2 separate regions of the Mus musculus genome follow, and region 2 is linked to region 1. A link is a loop called in an ENCODE intact Hi-C map of the cell type or tissue named here. Cell type or tissue: gastrocnemius. All regions are shown on one strand.

Region 1 (8,000 bases):
AATCAATCAATCAATCAATCAATCAATCCAGAAAGTGTCTATCATAGTTGGCTTATCAGCCATTGAAACTTCTGTGCATAACCATGACTGTCACTGTCTCTGTTCTCCATCGTGGGCACAAGCCCTCCCGATGCCAGGACCCACTTGCTTCAACCCAGTGAAAACAGGGCCTTCACTGCTATCCTGGAGGACAGCGTTCTGTGTATTTAAACTCTCATCCCAACAGTTTCCCTCACAGGGATCAGATCAATTTCTCTCATGGGTTCAATGGGCTGTGAAGAAAAGGAGGCCCTAGATGGGTGAGGTACCCACACATGCCCACGTAGGGAGGTGAGGGTATGGACCTGCCCGTACTCTCACCTCGGCAGTGCCTGCTCTGTCCCCAGAGATCACTATTCAGACCCAGAGGCTGGGGCTTCTCAATATCCTGCATGTGGAGAGGATTTTTCTTGAACCTGAAGAGTGACACCGAATTGTGCTTTTTGCAAAGCATTATGGGGACATCAGCTTGTTCAACCCTCAGAGCCTACTTTTTAGGTATCAGTTGCTGTTCTGTCTCACAGATGAACTGAGGCTCAAGTTGGGCACTATGACACCGGACAATAATCCCAGCACTAGGGAGACTGAAGCAGAAAGAGTGTGGTTTGGAGGCCAGCCTGGGCTACATAGCAAGACCCTGTTTCTAAGCAAGAGCAAGAAATGAATCTGAGGCTCAGAGAGGAAAAACTGGGTGGCAGTGGGGCTTGCAGACTTAAACCTAGGTTCTGGTTCACAATAGCAGAGTGGATTTCCTCATATTCCACACTGGGTGGGGAGGAGAGAGGGGTTCTGCAGCCCACGGTTGTGGATAAGTAATGGGAGAGCAGGCTTTTGTGACCAGCATCCCTAGGAATCAAAAGTGAGTGAGTTTCCTTAGAAAATGGCCAAGAATGAATTAAAGGGGCAGAGGTCCAGAAATGTATTTCACGTAGCCAGACAGAAAACTTTCCATGTTTAAAATGAGGCAAAACTGGGCTGGAGAGATGGCTCAGAGGAACACTGACTTCTCTTCCAAAAATCCTGAGTTCAAATCCCAGCAACCACATGGTGGCTCACAACCATCTGAAGTGAGATCTGAAGTCCTCTCTTCTGGTGTGTCTGAAGACAGCTACAGTGTACTAATAAATAAATAAATAAATAAATAAATAAATAAATAAATAAAGTAATAAATAAATAAAGTAATAAAGTAATAAAGTAATAAATAAAGTAATAATAAATAAATCTTTTTTTAAAAAAAACTGAGGCAAAACTAGTTACTACTAATCTTAAGGAAATAAACATGGATGACCAAAAAAGTTAGCAGAAGGAACAGGGTGAGCTTTTGTAGATACCTCGAAGGAACTCACAAACTTTTCAAAAACTCCCTCTTAAACCTGAGAAGAAAGCGCAGTCTCTTGGCAGCACCGTGAAAGCCAGCTAAGTCTCCAGCCCCGTTTTGCCTCGTTTTAAACCTGGAAGTTGACCAAGCTTCTAGAGCAATGGCTCAGTTGTAACATATCAATGTATCACATTCCTCCCAAAGATCAACAAGTTGAATGTTTCATAAAAGTAACTTTAAAGAATTGGAAAGTGTCTATGTGTCATGACCCAAGTGATTAATCTTGGAATTAGGGAGGCAGAGAGGCAGGTGGATCTCTGAGAGTTCAAGGCCAGCCAGGGATACATAGAGAGCCTCTGTCTAAAAGAAAACCCAAACAAAATAGGATTGGGAAATGGGTAAAGAAGGAAACAGTCTCCACACTAGGGACATTTCTCAGGTGTTCCCAGTGATCTCTTTCCATGGCTCTGCAGTGGGGTCCTGGAATCCAAATTTTCTGCAGTTCAGATTAGCATGTGGCTGGCCCTGGCAGCTGACTGTCTGCAGCTCCTCCATGGGGGTAGTGCAGGGACGTGGTGTGTCCTGGTTCCAGGCACTGACTCCAAAGGCACCAGGATGTCTGTACCATGGAAATGCACCAAGGGCCCCAAGAAGGGGGCAATGTGGGGCGCACAGGGGTCCCCTCATTGTTCTTGCTGCTTAAGGCCTGGGGCTCAGGATTTTTTTTTTTAAAGATTTATTTATTTATTATATGTAAGTACACTGTAGCTGTCTTCAGACACTCCAGAAGAGGGCATCAGATCTCATTACGGGTGGTTGTGAGCCACCATGTGGTTGCTGGGATTTGAACTTCGGACCTTCGGAAGAGCAGTCGGGTGCTCTTACCCACTGAGCCATCTCACCAGCCCAGGGGCTCAGGATTCTTATTTCTACTGCCTAAGAGGACCTCAAGAGCCCAATAGACTGGCTTATTCTGAGCTTCACCCATGGGACCCGGCTCTGAACAAAGTGAACGGGACTGAAGTGACCTGGACCAGAGCTCTGGGATCTACATGGAGCAACAGCCTCTGTGGAAGGTTGTCAGATCATTTTAGGTCACAGAGGGACTTGGAAGCTCAGTGCTGCTTCTGTCACAGGCATGCCACTGCTGTCTTCCGTCTCCAGTAAGGACAGGCCCTAAGAAAAGGACATAGACCCACAGTGGCCTTAGTGCTACTTCATCCTTTATGTGCCCTGGGCATCCTGCCCTCCACGGAGCCCTTGCACCTCCTAATGCCCAGACCTGGAGAATATCCTGAAGTATAGTGAAGCTGATGGGACCTTGAAGAGGGTAGCTGTGCCTGGACATGGAGGGAGTATCAGTAGACGGTGGCAGTCTGGACTAGGGTAGGAGAGTATGTGGCCTAAGGGTTACTGAATACATACATACATACACTTATACATACATACATACATACATACACATATGCATGCATACATAATACACATGTGGATGCATACATACATGCATCTATACATGCATAATTGACCAAAAAAACTTGTGCATATTCACAGTGTTAGTTAGCTATGATATGTGGGAAGAAATTCCTAATCTTTCCCACCTTGCTGGCACACTGTCAGTTGGGGGGTAGTTGGGCCAGCCACAGGAAGAAAAAGAGATACGATTGATGCAAAATTGGTGTGGAGCTCTGAGCCATTGCTTCCCTGTGAAGACTCATAAAGCCTGCGAAAACTTCTCTTTCTGTTTGGAAAAAAGTCCTCCTTCCTGAAGCAGATCTGAAAATTCACTGCCTTGCAGCGCACTGGCCCGAGCAGTGTCACATCACGACCAGCAGAGGGAGCTCTTGTCTAACCTTTCCCAGGCAAAGGCGGGACCCAGTATGCGGATTTGAGGAGTCAGAGGGGTCTTTGTTACCAGTGAGGGGATGAGGACAGAAAGAGCGAATCTAGGGTAAGAGTAAGGATGATTAACGACTACGAACTTTCCCTTTGGGTGTACAACCTCAGGAAGAAGTTGCCTTTTCCCTCAGCCCAAGAAAGACCTAGCCTTTGTTGTTCTCATTTTTGTGGGGTGGTTGTTGTTGTTGTTGTTGTTGTTTGTTGATTTACTATCCAAAAGCCGAGACATCGGGTAGACCCCCAGCTCTATCCAATACCCAGTCCTGAAAGTGCGTTTCCCACATCTGCAGGTTCCAAAGGAAGGCCCGCAGCAGTATTTTGTTATTCCTAGCTGCGTCGCCTCCTAAGCCTCCTAACGTGCTGGGAAGGGACAGTAACACTTTTTGAAGCGAAGGCTTTTTGATTTGAGCTTAAAGCGGCTACTGCATGGGGTTTGGGGTTTCAGATCCGGCATCAGAAAGAAGTGGGTGAAGGGTGCTTGCTGCTGAGTGTCGCCACAAGTGCCGCTAGGTGGCACTCAAAGCCCGCGACATGGAGAAGCGCGGGCTTTTAAAGGGGCGGGGCTGGAATGACTTTGAAACCCCAAAGAAACAGAAGTCAGGGTCCGAGGACGCTGCTCACAGAAACATAAGGACAGCCTGCGTACATCAAGGACTGGGAAGCAGCCTTCGTTCACCAAGGGCTTTCACTGGAGAGATGAACGGGGGCGAGAGGTATGCGAGTGCTCAAAGACTAGAGACGAGAGCCCCAGCATTCCCTTAGGGCTGGGATGGACTTTGGTCTCAGTCTGTCATCAGACCACCAGCCGGCCCCTGGCAAAAGAATTCTTCGGAATCTAGACTTTGGAAAGGGAGGAAATGCTCACACCACCTGCTTTCTGCAGACTCTGGGTCTGTGGCAGCAGCTTTTCTGAGCTCGCCTGCCCCTTGCTACTAGAGGTAGGGAGGTGAGAACCCGGGACTCTCCCAATCCCTGGGTTTCCTTCTTTGCACTTCCTTTGCATATCCTCAGCCTTTCCCACCCCAAGCTAGAATCTGTTCCAAACTTAGAAAAAAAAAAATGACAATATCCCTCATGCCCTTCAGGATGAGAAAACAGACTCTAAATGTCTAGTCCCTCCCAGAGCATCTGAGGGAGCCGGCCATTCTCTTCCTTTCCAGAGTCAATCTCTCATCCCCTCCCACCCCCACCCCATCCCAGGCAGCCTGTAATTGGAAAAACTTTGTCTTGTAACTTGTGTGACCCCTCTCCAGTCTTTTCCATCTTCTGAGGTTTGACCCAAAGCGTCCCCCATCCCTTCCCATTCCTTATTTTGTGATTTCAGTCGGACTTGGGGAAGGAAGACCATCAAAGGTCCCAAAGTAGCCTCGTGGCTAGTTGGGCAAGCATTAATCACATTCATCCATCTAGGAAATTCAAGTCTAAAAGCTGCTGGCGCACAGGTTTAATACAGGGACTCCTTAGGGAGACTGGGATTCACCGGCTTCTCCTCAACTAACAGAGTGAACATGAAAAGAGAAACAAGATTAAAGCAAAGATGCCCAGGATCCCGGCAAGGGGCTTCCCTGGTGGTCCAAGCCCTGCTCTAGGGACCTTAGCAGAAACCCCAGATCCCCAGATCTGAGTTGTTGGGCTTAGGGGAATAATATATCGAGCCTGGAAAGTCTGTTGTCTCTTGGGACTGAAGGTCCTTCCAGCCTCGAACCTGCTTCCCGTAGATTGCCAGCTGCAGGCGCGCAGGGCCTAGCCTCTGCCCAGCAGGTGGCCCAGGAAGCAAGTGAGCGGTTGGGTATCTGTCTCTCCAAGACGTCCCGTCCCACCGCCCTGCAGCTTGGCGCTACTGCCTCCCGGGCCTGGGGGGCGGGGGGGGGGAGGGAGCTGGCCCTGGAAAGGCCCCACCCCCTCCCTGGAGGCCAGAGGTATTAGTGCTGCTTGATCAGACCTCATTTCCTGCGAAAATGGAAACATATCCAGGGTCCTTAATAAAGTGAATGACGAGGCTTCGGGTGTAATTGGGCTTCTGTTTGGTGGCTATTTCCTTAAACTGACAGTGGAAAAAATAAAAGCCCACAGCACCCAGATGTAATTATGCGACTATCAAAAGAACAGGGTATGCCCCCGGGGAGGTGGCACAGATTCTAGCCTTGATGTAGCAGAGGCAGGCATATCTCCGTGAGTTCGAGGACAGCCAGGGCTACTCTGTCGTTTAAAAAGAAGTATATGGTAGATTAGCCTGCTCTTGGTTTATCCGCCTTCTAGGAAACTGGCACAAAAGCTTACCCAGACCAAGGGACTCAGGAGGCCAGAACCTCCACTCCACCTCTGCAACCAAGAGCGCATCTCTCCGACCTTCAGCCTCTGGACCTAGCCTGAGATTCTCCCTGCCGCTGCCATAGGCTCTCCTGGGATCGTTATTTATACGCGGGGGCGGGGGTGGGGGCGAGTGGGTGGGTGGGGGTGGATCTATTCCTTTCCCTCAGAGGAGGAGCACCCTCGAGGGCAAGGGTAGGTAGGGGCTGCCTGGTTGTGATTCCCCAAGACTGCTCCCTAGAGCCTGCGCGCTGGCTGCATATTTCTATGTATAATCCAATTTTTTCCGTGACTATCTAGTTAAACTCTTTAACAACAGCTACATAATTAGAATTTGGATTCCCATTAATTTTCCCTGGGCCTCGAACCATTTGCAGCTCACACTGGTAATTAATGCGATACATCACTAACTTTACCCAGCGCCGGCCAGCCCAACTCTGGTCACTCGGCCCGCACCCGACGCCCCCGCGAGGAGCCCTGACTCCAGACTCGGCTTCCAGAGTGGGGGGCTGAGGGCCTCCCTCCAAAGCCGAATGCCTCGGCCCGCGCACCCAAAGCCTTCTTTCCAGGAAATTTCACAATTAAAAATATTTATCGGGAGCAGATTTACGTTTCTGGGTTTCCAGTCTCGGGGCGTCTGGGTAGGCTATTAAGAGTAATTAGCATCTTTTGCGCATGCAGATTTACTTCGCTCATTGCCACATAACTCATCCCTAAAAGCCGGCGCAGGCGAACACAGGCTCTGCCGCCAGAGCTACAGCCGCCGCCCGGGTTGACTCAGCCCCGCTCGCCTTGCACTGTACAGACTTTCAGTCTCTCTGAGCCATTTGGGTCCCTCCAGGGCCGGGGTAGGCAGTGCCAAGGAGTAAAAGGCTCCCACTCTGGAAATCAGGGACGTTAAAGCGACCCCAGACCAACAGGGGAAGTCCCAAGCTAGGTTGTCCCGGTGCCTGCCTGGACCGCAGGCAGGCATTGTGGCAATGCATGTGTATGCATGAACGATTGGGCTTCTCTATGTGCACGCAAGCGTGAGCGCCGATTTACATGTATGCTGTTGCTAGTGCGTGTTCTTCTGGGCGCGCACGATGTGCGTGGAAAACCACTTGACCCTCACGGCTCCGCGCCCCGCCCAATTTATGTCCAGTCCACTAGTTCCCATTGCTGATCCTAGGCCACTTAGCTAGGACTTCAAGTCTGGGCCTCTGCTTCCTCTTTACAGACCCAGCCTTATCCAGCCAGACCACCTGGAACACTGAGCCTAGCGCAGGCGCTCTGGAGGTGGGAAGAAATTGGGGAGACACACTCTGTTGCGCGAGGGCCAGCCACGTCCTAGAGTACTTTCTAAAGTACTCCACGTCCTAGAGTACCTTCTAAAGATGTACCACAGTAAGCTCAGGCCAGGCCTGGCTCAGTGAAGAGAAGTTATGGAAACCCCTGGGGGTGGGGGTGGGGGCAACAGGAGAAATTGGAGCCCGCTGGGGGCGGGGGGCGGGGTGAGTAGGAAGGGGATGAGGGCTGGGTCCTATAAGGGGCCAAAGTGATATTAGGAGGGCTAAGGACAAGGAAAGTGACTGTGGTTCCCGCACCCTGGTCGAGGCACCCACCCACCCACCCCGGGTTCGCTTCGTTATTAACGCGCTGGGAAGTCCGCAAACCGCCCAACTTTCTTCTCTTTAATGAGCCTAGAAGAAGAGGCTGCCCTGGAGGGGTTTGTTCATTAAAGATGTAGCTGGAGGAATATTGTCTCATTAATTATCTGGTTTTAATTACACTCCTACCCTTTGAATCTGGAGATGGAGAAAGTTGATTTGATGGCACCGCCCCCTTTAGCTTAAAGAGTCAGGCCCAGGGAAGGGAGCAGGAGGGGGCGTAGGGATTATGTGTGCCCAGAAGTGTGTGTGGGATTGTCCTAGATATGTCTGGTGAGACTCTGGCACAAGATGGGGAGGGGGGGCGCTCTATGTCTCAGTTCGTGTATGGATGCAGTCTCTGTGTGTGGATCTGAAAATGTGCGTGTGTCTGAATGTGTGTGACCACGTGTGCCTTCGAGGCTATGTGGACGTGACTTGGATGTCTATGGGTGTTCTCATCCTGTGTGTGGTTCTGTGCGCTGGGGTGTGCATGTGGGTAGCTGAGTGTATCTACACGCAGGCCTGAGAGCGGGTGTCTAAACGAATAAGCATGTGACTGGGTAGTTGTGTCTGCGAATGTCTAAGACAGCGGCTTCCTGCCCATGAGTTCGAGTGACAGTGTCTGGCAGTGTTTCTGAGACTCTGCTGTGCCTGAATGTGCCTTGGATCTGTGAGTGATGTGGGGGGCTTCTGTGACTGAACCGGTCCATGAGGTCTACTGCTCCAAGGACGTTGCTTATTTTCCCAGGGTCCCTAGGGCTAGGGTACCACCTGGAAATCATGGTCCTTTGGGGGGGGCTTAA
Region 2 (8,000 bases), 61 kb after region 1:
TACAAAATTTCCAGACCTTGCCAGATACGGTGACATATAGCTTTAATGCTAGCATTCCAGAGACAGAGGGAGGCAGGCGGGTCTCTGTAAGTTCCAGGCCATCCCCGTCACACACAGAGTTCCAGAACAGTCAGGACTACACAGAGAGATCTTAGTTTAAAGAAAGAGAGAGAGAGAGAGAGAGAGAGAGAGAGAGAGAGAGAGAGAGAGAGAGAGAGAGAGAAATCAGATCTTGAAAGTACCTGATAACTAACCAAACAGCCTTTTACTGTATCCTTGCTTTTAAGGTAGCTGTCCTTTTTGACACAAAATAGAGTCATTTGGAAACAGGGATTCCTCCATCAGACTGACCTGTAGGCAAGTTCATGGCGGCAACTTTTTGATTAATGATTGATATGGGAGGGCCCGGCCCACTGTGGGTAATGCTACTACCCCTGGTCAGGTAGCCCTGGGGTATGAGAACACACCAAGTAATCCATAGAGCAAGCCAGTAAATACCACCCCTCCATGGCCTCTGCTTCAGTTCCAGACTTGAGTTCCTGCCGAGATGAAATAGAAAAGTATAAAATGAAAGAATCTCTTTCCCTAACATAGAGATTGCTTATGGCCACAGTGTTTGTTGAAGCAATACAATAAAAACTATAACAGTAACTGAAACCCCACATCCCATATTCACAATACAAACTGTAACGTAACTGAAATCCTACATCCTGTATTTATCATCCTCTTACTTTCTTTTTAATGTAGTTTTTCTGGGTAGCCCTGGCTAGTCTACAACTTGCTCTGTTGACCAGGCTGGGCATGAATTCACAGAGATCTGCCTGTCTTTTCCTCCCAAGTGCTAGGGTTAAAGGTATGTCCTGTCATGCCTGGCTCATACTTTTTTTTTTTTTTAATTGTATGTAAAAATATTCGTTTGAGTCAGGGTCACATAGCTCAGGCTGGTCTAAAACTTGTAATTCTCCTGGGTCAGCCTCCCACATGCATGTGCGCCTCCAACCCCTGTGCTTTTTATATTTTAACTGTTTCAGCTGGGTATGTTAGTAGACATATATAGTCCCAGCATTTAACTGTGATAACAAAACTTCTGAGCTGAAGTCAGAAAGTTGCAGGTTTGAAGCCAGTCTGAAATACACTGTAACACCCTGTCTCCCCATCACCACCACCAAAAAATTTTCATTGCTTTTAATTTTATTCACAATGACATCAGGGCACAAATGACTTTTTTAAAGTTAAGATTGATTTTATTATTTTATGTGTGTGAGGTTTTGTCTGTATGCATGTGCATATCTCTTGCTCTTGGAGTTCAGAAGAAGGTGTTGGATCCCCGGGACTGGAGTTACAGATGTTGTGAGCCTCCACGTGGGTGCTGGGGATTGAACCAGGGTCTTCTATACAAGCAGCAAGTGCTCTTAACCACTGAGCCAGCTCTCTATCCCCATTTTTGTTTGTTTGTTTCTGTTTTGTTTGTCTGCTTATTTTGAGACAGAGTTTCTTTGAGTATGCTTAGCTGTCCTGGAACTTGCTTTATATACCATTTGGCCTAAGATTAACAGAGATCCACCTGCCTCTGCCTTCCAAGCACTGGGATAAAAGGCGTGTGCTACCATGCTTGGTCCTATAAAGTGGCTTTAATGGTGAACATATTGGAGTGAAAACAAGACATTAATTTACAGAAACATATCAAGTGACTACTACTCTAGATAGACTATGGATGTGACGTGACTCAAGAGTCATGACTGCCAGGCATGGTGGCGCACGCCTTTAATCCCAGCACTCGGGAGGCAGAGGCAGGCAGATTTCTGAGTTCGAGGCCAGCCTGGTCTACAAAGTGAGTTCCAGGACAGCCAGGGCTATACAGAGAAACCCTGTCTCAAAAAAAAAAAAAAAAAAAAAAAAAAGGAGTCATGACTGATGCCAGCATCTGGGAGACTTGCTTTTAGCAGTTGCTCAGACTCTGGCTGGTCACTGTGATCCTTCAAGGCTGACAGCCCTGGGGCTGGGAGTGGGACTGCTTCAACTCTACTGCAAAACAAGCAAGGTTAGCAGTCTCTGATGTTTTGAACAAAGTGCAGATCTTGAGAGCTCAGCAAGTCTCTGATGAGCAAGCGGCAAAGCTTTGCCTTAGAGGGACTTAGTCTTAGCCTCCAAGGAAGAGTGGAATCTAAGGGAAGATTAAGAGGAAATGAGAGTTCTTCCAGGTAGAAAGAATGGCATAAAGGTCATAGTAATCAAGATGTATTTATGGGCTGCTGAGTTTTGGAAGCAAAGACCAGTGAGAGAAAAGAACATGCCAGATGTGGTGACAGGAGGGTCGGGAGTTCTTGGTCATTGGCAACTGCTTAGGGAGTTCAAGGGCAACCTGGGCTACTTGAAACCTGTCTCAAACAGAGTTGGTGATATAGCTCAACGAGGGAAAGGTGCCTGGTGCAGAGCCTGATAAACTAACACATGGAAGGAAAGAACCAATTCCCCCCCACACACAAGTTCTCCTCTGATCTCACATAACCATCCATTACATAAGCACGCACTCAATAGATAAAATGTTAAAATGCCCCTAAGCAGGGGAAAGGAGAGAAAGAAAGGAAGAAAATCTGTTTGGAGAGACTGAAAAAAATCTAAAAGGACCTGAGCCTTCATTTATGGGGTCATACCCAGCCTCAGAAAATCCTTTAGAAAAACGGAGGTTAGAAAATGAGGTGGTCCAGCAAGTTAAAACCCTTTCTGCACAAGCTTGATGACCTGCATTAGACCCCTGGGAAACCCCGCAGAAGGAGAGAAATGACTCTTAACTGTGTCCTCTGACCGCCACACATGCATGTTGGCACACACACACACACACCTTCAACTCACATTCACATGTACACACACACACACATGATCATAATGTGTAATGAATAAAAGAGAGGAAGAGGCTGGAACTGAATCTCAGTTAACAAAATGTGTGGGTTAAAGCCTTGGGTTCAATCCCCGGCATGAATAAACTAGGCAGCATGATGACTCACATCTGTAATCACAGATGTCAGCAGATAGAGACAGGAGAATCAGAGATTCGCGGTCGTCCTCAGCTGTGTATCAAGTTTGAGACTAGGCCAGGATACATGAGACTTGACTCAGAAAAACAAAACACAGCACAGACCAGAACAATAAGAAAACATTTTAAAGCCACGTGTGGTAGCTCATGCGTTTAATCTTGGCTTTTGGGAGGCTGAGGTAGGAGGACTAAGAGTTCAAGGTTAGCCTGGATTACATAGCAAGACCTTGTCTCAACAACAAGCAAAGCCTTGGGTTTGATAATGATGGTGATGGTGATAATGATGGTGATGGTGATGATGATGATGTCTCCTGGCAACACTTCCATGCATGCACATAGTACACTGGGGCTATTTTACCTCCTCTTACTCTCTCAGTCTCTCATTAAAAGCTCCTTTAGGGGCAGGGACTGGGGGGAGAGAGCTATACCTGCTCAGAGGAGAAGGGAAAGGGGGATGGGGAAAGGATTACGGAGGGGGCAGTGGGCAGGATGTAAAGAACAAAGTAAATAAGTAAAATAATACATACATACATACATACATACATACATACATACATACATACATACATCTGGTCTACTCTTGTTTTGAGACATTGTTTCTCTGCAGCCTTGCTTTGTTTTGAGACATTGTTTCTCTGTGTAATCCTGCCTGTCCAGGAACTCACAGAGATCTACTTGCCTCTGCCTCCGGGGTGCTGGGATTAAAGGTTTATACCACCTTCCCACAAAAACCCGTCTAGTTTTTTAATTTCTATGTGTATGAGTTCCAATTTGTGTATATACACCACTGCATACAGTGCCTGAGGAGGCTGGGATTGGGCAACAGATCTCCTGGAACTGGAGTTACAGATGGTTGTGAGTTAGCCACCATGTGACTTCTGAGACCCAAATTGGGGTCCTGTGGAACGCCTAACTGCTGAGTAATCTCTTCAGTCCATCACAGAAAGCTCTTGAGCAGGTGAGGAACGTGCTGAAAGAACTCAGCTGCTGCGCGTCTAGCACCTGGTTTAGGGGGGGAAATTCTTCCCTTGTCCAGTCTAATCCTGCTGGTCGTTCAGCCCTCAAATATTTATCAAAGGCTGGGAGACAGCAGACACTGCCCTGTGAATTCAATGATGCATAAAAATAGACTCCTCAGCTCACAATTCTCTAGCGAGCCAGAGACTAAACGCAAGAATCTCATCAACATCAAAGTACAAGTGTAGCGAAATCCTCGGGGAGGCGTCCCTGGCATTGTGAGCCCATTCAGGAGCGGGAGGGTGTGTGTGTGTGTGTGTGTGTGTGTGTGTGTGTGTGTGTGTGTGTGTGTGTGTGAGGGGGGGGGGGATGGGGGGGGCCTGGTTTAGTAGCTCAGTGAGGTTGTTCTGGGTTGAGAACTGGCATCAGAGTAGATTTTAGAAGGAGAAGGGATTAGACAGGTGAGGAGAAGGAAACACACTTTAAAGCAAGGACCCTGTGGCTGCCGAAGAGGCATGCAGAGCCCCAGGTGGAAAGTCTGGGTCTCTAAGGGAGTACAGGGGGTTGTGTTAGGAACAGACACTGGGGATCAGTAAAGGCCAATAGCCTTTAAAGATTTGGACCTATCTCCTGGAACAGACGGGTGTAGTAAACCTAGCTATGGTGGGAGCAGGTGATATTGTAAAAACAAGCTCCCAGGAGCTGTGGAGGCTCTTGAGTGGCTTCTCCGAAGCCTGTCTAAAGGAACGGTGCAGGAAACACGCAGCAGCTGAACTGCCAGGGGAGAGTCCGACAGAGGGTAAGTTGAGAAGGGCGAGCAAAAACTACGTCCATGCACAGCCGTGGTCTAGGGGAAGAGACCCTGAGAGGACCTATTAGCAAGATTCTCAGGCATCAGGGAAGAAAAGCCGGCTCCTGGAGGAGAACGCCCCACCTCTCAGAATCGAGAAGCTGTGGCAGTGACCGAGTTTGCCCAGGAGAGGGCTCCACCCTGGGGAAGATGGCTAAGTCTCAAGGATGCAGATCATCTCTGAGATCCTCTCCCAGAGAAATGATGTCCAAGAACAGGGCCCTGGGGACGCCCTGCCAGGCCTAGAGGAAAGGGAACTGGGGACAGCGGCTGGAGGCAGGCTTCACAGCACCACTTAAGGCACCTGAATAGAAAGAAGAGGGAAGGGGACCAGGAAGAGCACTGAGCCCCAGTGACCAGTTTATGAATCAGGGACAGAGAGGTGGCAAGTTTGGGTGATCCGCAAGCCAGGAAGGCCTATGGGTCCTGGGTCCCCATTCCCCAGGGGAAAGACACAATGGGTATAGTTTTGCTTCCTCCTGGATGTGGTGAGGAAAGGGAAGTGGAGCAATGGCCAGGATGATGGGAACAGAAATGACTGGAAGGAGACATCTTCCCCTCCTCTCACCCCATCCTTTTCTTTCCAAACCTCCCTGGACTGCAGAAAAATAAGGAGACGGGGAAAACGTCTTTAAAAGGATCTGGTATAGAGACGAGGAATTGGAACAGAGCCCCCATGAAGTTTTTCTATAGTTTTTATTTTGTGTATATTTATGTGTCTGAGTATTTGCTTGGAGGTATGCATGGGAATCATATGTATCTGGTCTCCACAGAGGCCAGAAGAGGACATTAGATCCCCTGCAACTGGGTTTACAGGTGTCTGTGAGCTGCTATGTAGGTCCTGGGTATTGAACCTAGGTCCTATGCAAAAGCCCCCAGGTCTCTTAACTGCTTAGCCATCTCTCCAATCACAACTTATCCTTTTTCTTTTTTCTTTTTTTTTTTTTTTTTTTTTTTTTTTTTTGACTTTTGACTTTTTGAGACAGGGTTTTTCTGTGTAGCCCTGGCTGTCCTGGAACTCACTTTGTAGACCAGGCTGACCTCAAACTCAGAAATCTGCCTGCCTCTGCCTCCCGAGTGCTGGGATTAAAGGCGTGTGCCACCACGCCCGGCTACTTATCCATATTTTAATAGTGTAAGGAGTGTTTATAGAGACCTAGGTTTACCTGAAAATGTATGTGGACATGCATTTCATCCTTTTTTTATTTTTTTTGTTTTGGTTTGGTTTGGTTTTTGGTTTTTCGAGACAGGATTTCTCTGTATGGCTCTGGCTGTCCTGGAACTCACTTTGTGCATTTCATCTTTATTCAGTCGCCCAGATGTGCTTGTTCATACACACCAACACACATGAACCTATGTAGGTGCTCACACCCACCCACTCATACATCCACATGCTCAGCATGTTACACATCTGTACTCTCAGCCATGCCCAACAGATGCAGCTGTTCACAGTGGTCCACGAGCTGTGTGTGTCATGAATACTCCCTAGTAGAGGTGACTGACTCTATACTGGTATGTGGAAATAATAGCAAATTCAGAGAGGCAACATGTGGGTAGGTGGAGGAGGCGTCCTAAGATGGGTTCTGTATATTTGAGGGTGTGCGTGTAGTAATGTGTGTGCATTTGGTCATGTGTTCATTCACTTAGCAAAGTCAGCGGGAAGCCACCATGTGCCAAGCCTTGAGCTGGATTAATCAACTACAAGCACTACTCCCATTCACTTTTTTTTTTTTTTTTTAAAGATTTATCCATTTATTATATGTAAGTACACTGTAGCTGTCTTCAGACACTCCAGAAGAAGGAGTCAGATCTCATTACGGGTGGTTGTGAGCCACCATGTGGTTGCTGGGATTTGAACTCGGGACCTTTGGAAGAACAATCAGGTGCTCTTACCCACTGAGCCATCTCACCAGCCCTCCCATTCACTTCTAATGGGCTCATCGAAGACAGGCCTTTAGGACACAGCTGGTAAATGTCCCTCTGGAGGTGGTCCCATGTGCCATGAAGGGAAGTGGGCACCGGGTTAGAGAATATCCTCCAGTGGAGTAAATAAAGATCCCAGACTGGAGAGCATCCTCCGGACATGAATCCCCCGACCTCAGCTGTACAGTATCTGCTTGCATCATTTCTAGTCTCTCACACGTAAAGAGGCCTGTAAGGTGAGCAGAAAGACTTGACTCCATATGGGGTATAGATCTCACCTGTGTAGCAACCTACTTCTTGAGGGGGCCTCATAATTGCGGTGATGATATGTATCCTGCAAGGATGTAGTAGTCACTGATTGTAGCATATAAAAACTACCACCTAATAAGAACTTAGTGGGTTTTTATTTATTTTATTTATTTTTAAAATTTTTTTTAAACTTTATTTATTTAATGTATGAGTGTTTGGCTGCATATATATCTGCCTGACTGAAGAGGGCATCATATCCCCATATAGATGGCTGCGAGGCACCATGTGGTTGCTGGGAATTGAACTCATGACCTCTGAAAGAGCAGCCTATGCTCTTAACCACTGAACCATCTCTCCAGCCCCTAAGTGGTGTTTTGTTTTGTTTTGTTTTGTTTTGTTTTGTTTTGTTTTGTTTTGTTTTGTTTTGTTTTGTTTTGTTTTTTGAGACAGGGTTTCTCTGTGTAGCCCTGGCTGTTCTAAAACTTCCTCTGTAGACCAGGCTGACCTTGAACTCACAGAGATTGCCTCTGCCTCTGCCTCTGCCTCTGCCTCTGCCTCTGCCTCTGCCTCTGCCTCTGCCTCTGCCTCTGCCTCTGCCTCTGCCTCTGCCTCTGCCTCTGCCTCTGCCTCTGCCTCTGCCTCTGCCTCTGCCTCTGCCTCTGCCTCTGCCTCCTCTGCCTCTGCCTCCGCCTCTGCCTCTGCTGAGCTGGGATTAAAGGCATCCACTGCCACTGCCGTCTTCGTGACTTAATCACATTCAGTACAAATAATTTCAGGAATCTATGAGATGACCTAAAACCAGTCCTAAAGTCAGACCCACAGAAAATACTAAATCTGTCCTACACTCTTTTCTATTCTAGAACGAGTACTTTTCACTGAAGATATCAGATCTATCAATAGATCTTATAACTACCCTACTCCATCTCTCCCAAAGAGTCAAAATCAGTCCTACTCCTAGCCAGGCCTGTAGGGACGGCCTCTCCCAGC

The links. A loop is a pair of places that touch in the nucleus more often than their neighbours do. Peaks named below come from ENCODE experiments on the same cell type or tissue, not always from the same donor. Only the 100,000 strongest peaks of a DNase experiment are listed, where the experiment ranks them.
Region 2: it touches region 1 in a loop (5-fold over the local background); 7 of 42 quality-filtered maps call a loop at or near these places.

Annotation. Positions count from the first base shown.
Region 1 is chr19:45,217,551-45,225,550 of GRCm38, forward strand. No RefSeq gene overlaps it. Among named protein-coding and RNA genes, the nearest start is that of Lbx1, 15 kb to the right of the region's middle. In gastrocnemius, CTCF peaks have their summits at 3,184 (motif pointing right) and 3,766 (motif pointing right); DNase peaks (open chromatin) are centred at 3,193, 3,779, 5,030 and 6,401; H3K4me3 peaks cover 1,128 bases; H3K27ac peaks cover 207 bases.
Region 2 is chr19:45,278,544-45,286,543 of GRCm38, forward strand. No RefSeq gene overlaps it. Among named protein-coding and RNA genes, the nearest start is that of Gm29595, 21 kb to the right of the region's middle. In gastrocnemius, a CTCF peak has its summit at 4,963 (motif pointing right); a DNase peak (open chromatin) is centred at 4,979; H3K4me3 peaks cover 322 bases.